Linked DNA regions of Mus musculus: region 1 is linked to region 2. A link is a loop called in an ENCODE intact Hi-C map of the cell type or tissue named here. Cell type or tissue: left cerebral cortex. All regions are shown on one strand.

Region 1 (5,000 bases), 45 kb before region 2:
CACACTCTTCTCACCTGGGCTGACAATGCTCCCTCCCAGAGCCAAAGACCACCCAATAAAAACCCAAATAGAAGACATGAGAAGCCCTCTTTTGAGTTGTTAGGATTGTAAACTAAAATTTCTTTTTCTGTAGGCATAAATTATTTCATGAGCACATACAGGGAAGAAAGGCCAGAAGGTTTTCAATGGATTGCCATCTCTGAATACTGCATTTATTCTAGTAAACAGAAAGGGCAACTGAACTGTGCTGTCGGGGCTGTCCAGGAGATCCCCAAAATAGACAGTCCATTTCTATTGACCTAGGGTGCATGCCCAGAGGTGGAAGGACTTGAGAAACAGGAATCAGAGAACCCTGAGCTGTAATGCTGCCTTCTACTAACACTTGTCCTTATACCCACAAATAAGCGCAGTCCTCTCCCCTCATCAAGGAAACTTTCCTTTGACAGAGATGGAGAGCAATAGAGAGGACCACAACCAATTAGAATGCAGAGTGTAGAACTCAGTCCCAATGGATAGATCCACACCTAAGGTATTGTGGAAGAGGGGACAGAAAGCAAGGTCAAAAACTTTGTTGTCAAATTGTGTCTCCAAGTAACACCAGACGCTTTGTTTACACTGTCACCAACATGACTGCCCACACATGCAGATAGTACCAGTGAGCATGCCAAAATGAACAGAGAGGAGCCATTGAGGCCTCAATCCTACACAAAGAACTACAGGCAACTAAGAAAAGCTAAGAGCAATAAAAGGGGTCTTCTCTAGGGAGGAGCACACCAACTGGCTGTCCAGTGCCAACCAGTCAGCCCTGAAACGTACATACAAGTGACACTAAACACACTGAACTAGTATATCTAGGAGTATTTATGTACATAGGTATAAGCATAGGATAACGATTAAGTGGGGGGAGGGAACATGGATTTGAAGGAGAGAATGGGAGGGTTTATGAGAGTGTAAAGAAGTAAAGAGGAGGTGTAACTATAATCTCAAAAATAAAAATTTTAAAGTTGAATATAAATGGAAAATATTAATATGAACTGCTTGTCTTTCACTTCGCCCTCATCGTCATCTGCCCCTCCTCTAAGCTAACGGAACTTTTTTTTTTTTTTTAAAGAACGAGTCTCTCTATTACATAGCCCTGGCTATCATGGAACTAGCTGTGTAGAGCAGGCTGACCTTGAACTCAGAGATCCACCTGCCACTGCCTTCCAAGCGCTGGGTTAAAGGGTGCGCCACCGCCTGGCAGAAAGGCACATTTTGTTGCCTTTCCAAACCCTCACCTTTTGGTGGTACTTGGCACGTGTAAGTCAAGCGCTTCCTTATGCTTTCAAAAGCACGTATCCGCTAGTAAAGAAACTGGGTCCTAGGGCCGCTATTTATTTTGTTTATCTGCTCCCCATACCCCACAGTACTCTCTCGACAGCAACAAATAACGACCACGAGGTGACAACTGGTGAGTCATTATGACTTTCCGTTACACCAGCACTACATTCCCAGCAGACACATAAGGAAAGGAGTCTTGGGATGTGGAATAGAGAGAACGCCGCAGGATGAGGATGCTCCAGGTCCACTGGGGTCTGCAGGCCGGCGGTCTCTAAATCTGGAACCTACAAACTGAGGTCTACACATCTGGAGCCTACACACCTGGGGTCCACACATGTGGGATCCCCTCACTTGGGACTCGTAATGGCAAGTGGGCTTAATACGAAAGCACAAGAGGCACAGGACAGGACAAACTTTGCTGGGCAGCGCAACTTTGAGAGTTCATTAGGGAGCCGCAACAAGTGAGTGCGCATGCCCAGTCGGCAGGGAAACGCAGACTGGGAGGAGCGAGAGCGGCCGGGAAGCTGCTGGCTCCCCCGCTGTCCCCGCGTAGGCCAGCGCTGCCGCGCGCCTTCCCGGCTCCCGCCCGCCCCCGGGCGTCCCCGGCCCGCTCACCAGTCAAGCCCCACTGCTGTAAGTCCGGTTCCTGCACCCGCGTCCGAAGCGGCTCCGGCCCGTGTTCGGCCGGCAGCGCCTGCAGGAAGCGCGGCAAGCCGCTCGCCATCCCGAGAGGCCCCGCGCCTTCGCTCCCGCGCGTGCGGAGTACAACGCACCGCCGCCAGAGGGCGCAGCTCGCGCGCCTTCCCACGCTTCCTTAGCACGCAGGTGCGGAAGACTCTGGTCTAAGTGTGCGTCTGCGACTAGGACCTAGAGGCTGCCTTTGCTAAAAGCTCTGACTCCTAACTTGGGTTGCTTGGGTAGCTAACAGCAAGCTCAAAACTTGGCAAGCTCCCCACCCCCCCTTAATTTCTTATCTGTCTTCTTTAAACTTTGGGTCCGATTCCTGAGCAGCTTTCCATGTTTTCAGTTACGATGCACATGCCTAAAAACTAGTACTACAAGGTAGATACGTCTTATATTATCTAACCTTTTTCTTCATGTATGACTAAAAACACCAAAATAAGATTAACTTTATCTCTTAAAATGTGTAGTGACAAGATACATTCAAAGAAAAGACCCTGGTGGTACATTCCTGTAATCTCAGCATTGGGGAGGCTGAGGCAGGAGAATTTGTGAGTTCAGTCTAGCCTGGGCTGCAAAGCAGGAAGGTGTCAATAAATAATAAAGATCAAAGCTCAGTTAGCAGAATGCTTGCCTCGAATGTACCAAGCCCTCGGGTGGGGCATGAGGGTGAGCACCTGTAATCCTAGCCCTAGGGAGCTGTCGGCAGGAGGACCGGAGCTCACGGTCAGCCTCAGCTACACAAGTTTGAAACCAGCCTAAGGTGCAGTAAACCTTTTCTTAAAAATAAAGTGCGAGAGAACTTCCCCCCCCCCCATCCCCTCAAGATTCCAAGAGTAGCCATTCAAACAGAACATCTATGTGTGATAAAAACAAAAACAAATAACAAATAACTAATGGCCACGTTGTCCTAAGAAGGACCAAGGCTGGCCCCACTATGCAGAAGTAGTCCTCTAATGACTAAGGGACTTTACCCATCCCGTTATACAGACTTCTCCAGGAACACACAGAACCAGAACTGAGGTACAACCAGATCAAGAGGGGAGATGTCAGATACACCAAGGTCATCGCACCCCTCTGTGATCAATTATCCCGTTATACAGACTTCTCCAGGAACACACAGAACCAGACCTGAGGTACAACCAGATCAAGAGTGGAGGTGTCAGATACACCAAGGTCATCGCACCCCTCTGTGATCAATTACGTTGAGGTTAAAGATTAACTCAAAAAAAAAAAAAAAAAAACAGTTCTCAGTGGGTACTTGAAGTTTCTTGTTTATAATATGAACTACTAGTGGGCTCTTACAAGAACATAGTGTGTTATCTGTCCCTTACCAGTGGAACTGAACAAACTTGCCCCCGTTTTCCAATAGAGCTGTATTGAATACAGTCCTTTTTTCACTAGTCGTTTTTCCATTTGATTGGGGGGGGAGGGGCAAATGGCTGGACCTGGTTTGTTGAGAGTCCCCCCAAATCAAAACTCTGGCAGCACTTCTGACCGTACTCTTGAGTCCCCAAGTCACTAGAAATGCTTACCAAGGGTTGGTTTTGAGTATCAGCTGTTATTTAACCAACACTGCCATCGTGTGCCTCGTGTGCCAGATTTCCCCTGTACTGGGGAAATAGAATTCAGTTAACAGTCCAGGCAGACAGTGCTAAAGCTGTAGCTGGAGGCACTCCGGTTCTCCTGAAGTGCTTTCCACTCACTTATAACCGCTTTCTTCCCCTCCATCTAGGAATAAAATTAAAATTGGAAAGAAAGTGATTGATGCCGACCAAAGCCATGGGCGTTGCATAGTGGGGCTGGACTGACCCTGTAGGCTAGCTTGTCGGTGGCAAGGCTTCCTCAAACTCCTGAGAGGAAGGTGTGACTTTCAAGGGCTTCTCTGGAGTGATTTTGCATCTGGTCTCTCTGTCTCACTTCCTTCTCCCCAGGTTCTAATCTGCTAAAGCAATGCAGTCAACCACTCGCCACTTATTCAAAAGCATTCCTATTTTCTTCTTACTTAAAGTAATCCAGAGAGAGATAAGAATCTAGCTTTAAAGGAAGCAGACTGCTGATACATTGAATCTGACACTTAAAACACAGCTAAGAAGAAAAAAAAAAATAAGTAGCTGGGAAATTCCAGGTCTGTGCATGAGGTAACATGAAAGTTTTACTCTGGCTCTTACATGAAATGAATCTATAGAGGGCAGGGTGGAAGCAGAGAGACAGTTCAGAGGCCATCACAAAAGCATGGGCAGGAGGTGGTGTGTGGTCAGCGTGATGCAGGGTAGCTATGAGGAGTAGATACACTGAACAGGTCAAGCCAGTAGGAATCACCTAGAGAGAAATGGAGTGGAGGAGGCTCGCTTTTGGAATTCAGCCTGCATACATGGTAGAAAACGTCACATGAAGGAAAGAAGACAGGATGAGGGATTCAGAGACTATCATGAATCCCCAGGTGTCCTGGAAGTGCATGAAGACAGAGTATCCCCATTCAGTATTGGTGGGAACACCAATTAGCACAATCATGAAAATGGCGAGTTGCTCATACATCTAGGACTAGAACAGTAATATGACGGAGCAGTTCCCCTACTGCACATATATCTAAAGAAGCGATCATCTGTTTCAGAGAGCTATCTGCACCTCCATGCTTACTGCAGCTGATTTTCTAACAACAGCCAAAAGGTAGAATTGGAGGACACCATGCTGGAAGGACGGCAGTGGGCAAGTGGAGAGGCACAGCCCCGGGGGCTTCATTTCTGGCTTGCTTCTAGCTGCTGTTTGCCGTTGCTGTCTTTCTCATATATCTAATGTGGTGTGAGTGGGTCTGGGAAGACCCTCACTGCCTATAGTCTGGTGTGGTTGCCTCTTGGGAGACAGCCCACTCTGTTGGGCAACTTTCCTACACATCGGTATGAAGATGAACTTTCATAAAATAATATCGTTTAGATGAAACTAATGATATTAGAGAATTCCTGATTTGATTTAAATAGTTTTAGGAAGTTAGAGTCGTT
Region 2 (5,000 bases):
ACCACAAGTTCAAGGCCAGCCTAGTTCCCAGAGTGAGTTCCAAGCCAGCCAGGTTTGCATAGCAAGAACTTGGCTCAAGCAACAACAAAATATACAAAATCAGAAAAGGATTTGCTCTTCTAAGTTTGAAAGTCTTTTAAATAATTTGCCGTCTTCCAATAGGTTGATTAAAGAACCTGAGGCTTTTAGTTAGCTATCCTGGCTTAATCTTGAAGGGCTAGTGTTAGGATCCAGCTGAGGCAGTAAGCAAGTGCTAGCACTGGAGGTGGGGTCAGCAAGTGTGATTATTCCCTCCCCCTGCCCCGCCCAGCATTGAGGTGGGGTCAGCAAGTGTGAGTCTCCCCCTGCCCAGCTCCCTCCTTCCTTCAGAGTCTACATAATAAGAATCAGTAAGCTCTTCCACGTCTTAAGTTAGAACTAGTATTAGTATTAACTAGGGGCATTCTGCCTAGACCAGTTCTTCCTGTGTGTAGTTCAGAAAGGCAGGAGTGGAACTGAAATGCAAGATTTAAGAAGCATTGGCTGTCAGAAGCACTTGAACTCCCTAAGGATAATTTGACCCGCTGCAGGAATGGCATGAGAATAACACAAATACATGTAAGCAGATACGTGAGAATTCAAACTCCTAATTATACACGGATTTGAACAGCTGCCTAATATTTTACCCAGTGTACTCTCTGTGAACTTGAGCACTGAGCCCTGGTTGGGTTTCTAGGGCCCTTTTCCTTCCGAAATCCTTTAGCAACTGAATGTTTGTCATTATTAAAATGGGTCTGGGATTTTTTTTTAATCTGAAGATTGCTTTCGTTCAAAAATAAACGGAAGCTCTGCATCTTAACTTTTCTTCTTTTACAATGTAAAGGTCCTCTCATTGAGCTTGTAAAGATATTGAAGCACTACACTGCCAAGAATGTAATCTCTACTTATGGGCACTAATACCACAGGCTTCTTTCAAAGCCTGTACTTTTAAGTAGCTTCAACTCTCTCGTTCTGCTTAGAATATGCAAAACTACAAAAGCATCATTGATTTCTAAACCAAGCTGAAGGTAAGGCTAGGATAGGACCTTGAACTTAAAACAACTGAAGATACAAAGAGTAGTTACTGATCGATACTGATCGATGATCGTGTGCTGATTCACCAATTCATGCACTTTGCTCTTCTGGCCATATTAAAAGATTACGTCACTTACCCAACTATGATAAATCTGATGATCCAAAAGATGTATTCTTGCAATGCAAAGAATAAAGAAATGGCCCAAATGGACTGACTAGCTCATGTCAAAGGGGTATAGAAATCATTTCAAAGTGGCCCCAGTGGCCAAATTTGAAATAAATGTCGAGCAATAAATAACCTAGTATTGGATTATAACCTGAAACACAAAGATACCTGAGTCCATGCCATTATAGGTAAATGATTGGAAACATTATCAGAATGGAATAAGTAAAGCCCCCACACAGAATTCTAAATATTTTAGTTCTTGCCCCTCAAGGAAATGAAGCAAAGCTCTCTCAGATGTACTGCATAGATTAACTTCCTTTAGAAATCTAGTGTGGGAAGGGGTGAGGGATAACTGCAGAGGAGAAGTCAGACAGACTACCTCAGTCAGATGCCCACATCAATACAAGCATTGGCAATCACTGGTAGTTGTATGCATGAGATGACCTCTGTGGTGTTTTTCCTTCAGATGATAGCCCAGGCTAGGCAGGAGAAAAGTACCATGCAGGCAGCCTCAGGATGATCTACGAATACCTTACTCCCCTGGAACTGTTGAAGTCATCAAAAGCCAGTCTGAGAGAGAGAGAGCTTCCTAGCATACAGGAGCCTTGAGGAAGTATCCATGGTGAGAATTCAAGAAGAGAAAAAGAGATACTAAGTAAAAATTGAAGAACTAGTAACAATTGTGTACTCTGGGTAAAGAATGATGTGTCAATATTGGTGTTAAACTAATAAATGCACCACCATGACATGTTCTCAGGAGGAAAACAAGCACGCAGAACCTCTCTGTCGTCTTTGCAACTTAAGTCTAAAACCGGTGCACAAGATTTTTGTTTGTTTGAGTTGTTTTAAGTTCAGAGTTTGACCTGAATTACAGTGTACTAAAAACTTCTCAGACGAATGTTGGATAGTCGAAGATGGCTCGCTCTTGCAGAGGACCTGGGTTTGGTTCCCAGAATCCATATAGTGCGTCACAACTGTCTGTAACTCCACTTCTAGGGTATCTGTCTCCCTCTTCTGGCCATCGTGAGCACTGCATGTGTGTGGTGCACATGCATGCATGCAACAGCACTCTTTAACAGATAAAATAAATATTTTTTTAAAAAAAGAATATAGGCTGGGACCATTTGTTTAAATGACTGTTTCTTCAATTGTGCTCAGATTACATCGCTCTAATAAACCATAATATAACTTACGACAACAGTTTTGTTTCCTGTGATAGATAAGCATAAATTACAATTGGGGGCTTTGGTGGTATAAGGTTAAGACTTCTTGAAATCACTTAGATAAGTTGCTCCTGAAGGCTGAGCACATTAAACCAGTAGTCCCCAGCAGGAAGATGGACATGATGGACAGGTTATACCTAAGCAAGGTAATTGTATTTACTATTAGTCTGTCTTGCCTAACAGCATGGTGGAAACAAACCCACTCCAGACTTTTGACCTGGAACTCCCAAGGCATCATGCACTTTTCTCTGCTGTAGTGTTTTTAATAAATTCCCACTTTCCAGTTGAATAATGCCCACGAGTCTTCAAGATCCAGCTCCTCTCCTATCCCCCCACCCCCACCCTCCCAAGAACAGCTTCCTGACCCCAATGTGACCTCTGTACTCTCCTCTCATCTGGTAGATTCTGGTAGATTCGATTCCTCAGTCACTTTTTTTTCCCCAGACAGGTTTTTTTCTGTGTAGCCTGGCTGTCCTGGAACTCACTCTGAAGACTCAGAGATCCACTTGTCGCTGCCTCTTGGAGTGCTGGGATTAAAGACATGTACCAACCAGCGCCCAGCCCTCACTCGCATTTGATGGATGTCCTTATCACATGACACAAAGACAGATTCCTTTGCCTCATCGCTCTCTGAGTTAGTAACTAAGACAGATGCCTTGCAATTAATCTGTATTCCCAGTGCCCAGTGTAGTGCCTGGAGCATGGTGGGGCCTCAGTACATTGATGATAATTAATTGAATGAACATACTTAACAAGAGAGGTAAAAAGCATGAATACGTTTTTAAAGGATTAAATTGAATAGTGAACATCACTCTCCTAAAAGGAGATTAAAGAGTGCTTAGTAATAGCGCTTAGAACCAACTTGGTGGCCGACTGTTTTTGCAGAAAACTTTCCCGAGTAGACCACTGATGTGAATCTGAGGGCTAAAGCACTGTATGGTTTGAAACAGGTGTTGGTATACAACGTATTTCTTCAATCAAGCAGGTTTTAAAAAGTCAAGATCTTAAAACAGAAAACAGGACTTATCTCCTCCTCGATTCTCACCATGCACGAACGCCTGCTGCTGTGTCTTCTTGCTTCTCCAGCTCTCCAGCCCCTCTGAAGCACCCACTACCTCTCCTGGCTGTAGCTATTTATAGACCCGTTTATTCCCCTTCACTCAGTGAAGACCTTAGCACCTAACTCAATGCTGTGTCTATAGACACAGTCATTCCTGAAGGTGATGTTAATATCTATGCAATTAGTACTCCATCAATCCAATGGATTAATTAAGTAGGATGAGGTTCAGCTATATTTAATAGAAAAGTGATAGTCAACAGTGGTCTAACAAGACTGATATTTCTTTCCCCTTCATATAAAAAGTCTAAAATATATCATTTATGAGATGATTCCATAGCTGCATGGTTCCTTTTCCATTCTTTTCTTTTTGTGGGGGAGATGGGTGAGACAGGGTCTCACTATGTAGTTCTGGCTGTCCTGAAACTGGTTCTGTAGAGCAGGCTGACCTTGAACTCACAGAGATCTGCCTGCCTCTGCCTCTCAAGTCCTGGGATTAAAGATGTGCCACCATGCCCGGCTCAGTTCCCTTTTTTTATTCCACTGCTTTTAACTACCTCGTGATCTGAAGTGGCTGCTGGAGCTCTGGCCATTCTATGGACACCCTATACACAAAGAAAGAGAAACGGAGAAATTCTACTTACCATTTCCCCCTATCTATCTATTAGGGAGGCTAAGAAATGCATCTCTGTGGAGACAGACAACATCCTAAGGTTAGAGTCAGTGCTTCAGTAAAGAGGAAGGAAATCAATGTTAAGGTAGACCTCCAACTCTCTTTGCTACCTCACTGTTCCTTTTGAGTAATTACTTTCATTGTTTAAAATGTTAATCTATGTTTGAGTGTTTTGCCTACATGTTTGTATGTGCACCTGAAGGTGTTGTAGCGCCTGGAACAGATGATTATGAGCCACCTTGTAGGTGCTGGGACCAAACCCGGGTCCTCTAAAAGAACAGTAAGGGCTCTTAACCACTGAACCATCTCATCAGGGTTTATGACTTCTAATGGCTTTATGGTCGGCCTCATCTCACCGATCTACACACTTGTCTAAGATTCTGCCAGTGCTAATGACTGCAAGACCACTGAAACCTCAGTGGCAGACACGCTACTCTCACAGGACACCTCTCACTGTCTCAGCTCACTCAGTCTCTCCTGTGTCCAGAGTTCTTTGACCCCACTGGGCCCTCCATCAGCCTATTTTATCTTCACTTCCAGCCGACTGGTTTCAAAACGCTAGTCCAATAGTATATTCCCAGCCTACCTGTGCTCTCACTCATTAGCTGTTTGCATTAATCCACACAGCTAATCACAGTAACAGAAAACACCGCTTTGATGAGTTTGGGCATCACATAGAAGTAAGTCTTCTGCAGTAACTGCCATCACGTGTCTAGTCAATTCTCTGTCCTACTTTTTATTTCATGCCTCCTGGGACAACTAAAAAGGTTGCTTGGTAGAGGCGTACGCGGAATATGAAAATGTGGATCCACTATGCACCGCTGTCCA

What was found. Peaks named below come from ENCODE experiments on the same cell type or tissue, not always from the same donor. Only the 100,000 strongest peaks of a DNase experiment are listed, where the experiment ranks them.
Region 1: a loop joins it to region 2, with 2.3 times the contacts of the local background. A loop is called at or near these places in 16 of 42 quality-filtered maps.

What each region holds. Positions count from the first base shown.
Region 1 is chr3:97,608,128-97,613,127 of GRCm38, forward strand. It overlaps Chd1l (chromodomain helicase DNA binding protein 1-like), which reads right to left and starts at 2,063. Exons shown (of 23, transcript NM_026539.2): 1 at 1,936-2,063. The coding sequence starts at 2,044. It also overlaps a transcript of Fmo5 not described here. In left cerebral cortex, CTCF peaks have their summits at 1,232 and 2,093 (motif pointing right); DNase peaks (open chromatin) are centred at 1,835 and 2,076; H3K4me3 peaks cover 1,424 bases; H3K27ac peaks cover 954 bases.
Region 2 is chr3:97,652,875-97,657,874 of GRCm38, forward strand. It overlaps Fmo5 (flavin containing monooxygenase 5), which reads left to right. Exons shown (of 9, transcript NM_001161763.1): 9 at 1-2,413. Among named protein-coding and RNA genes, the nearest start is that of Prkab2, 2.8 kb to the right of the region's middle. In left cerebral cortex, a CTCF peak has its summit at 2,236 (motif pointing left); DNase peaks (open chromatin) are centred at 2,221 and 4,701; H3K4me3 peaks cover 392 bases; H3K27ac peaks cover 269 bases.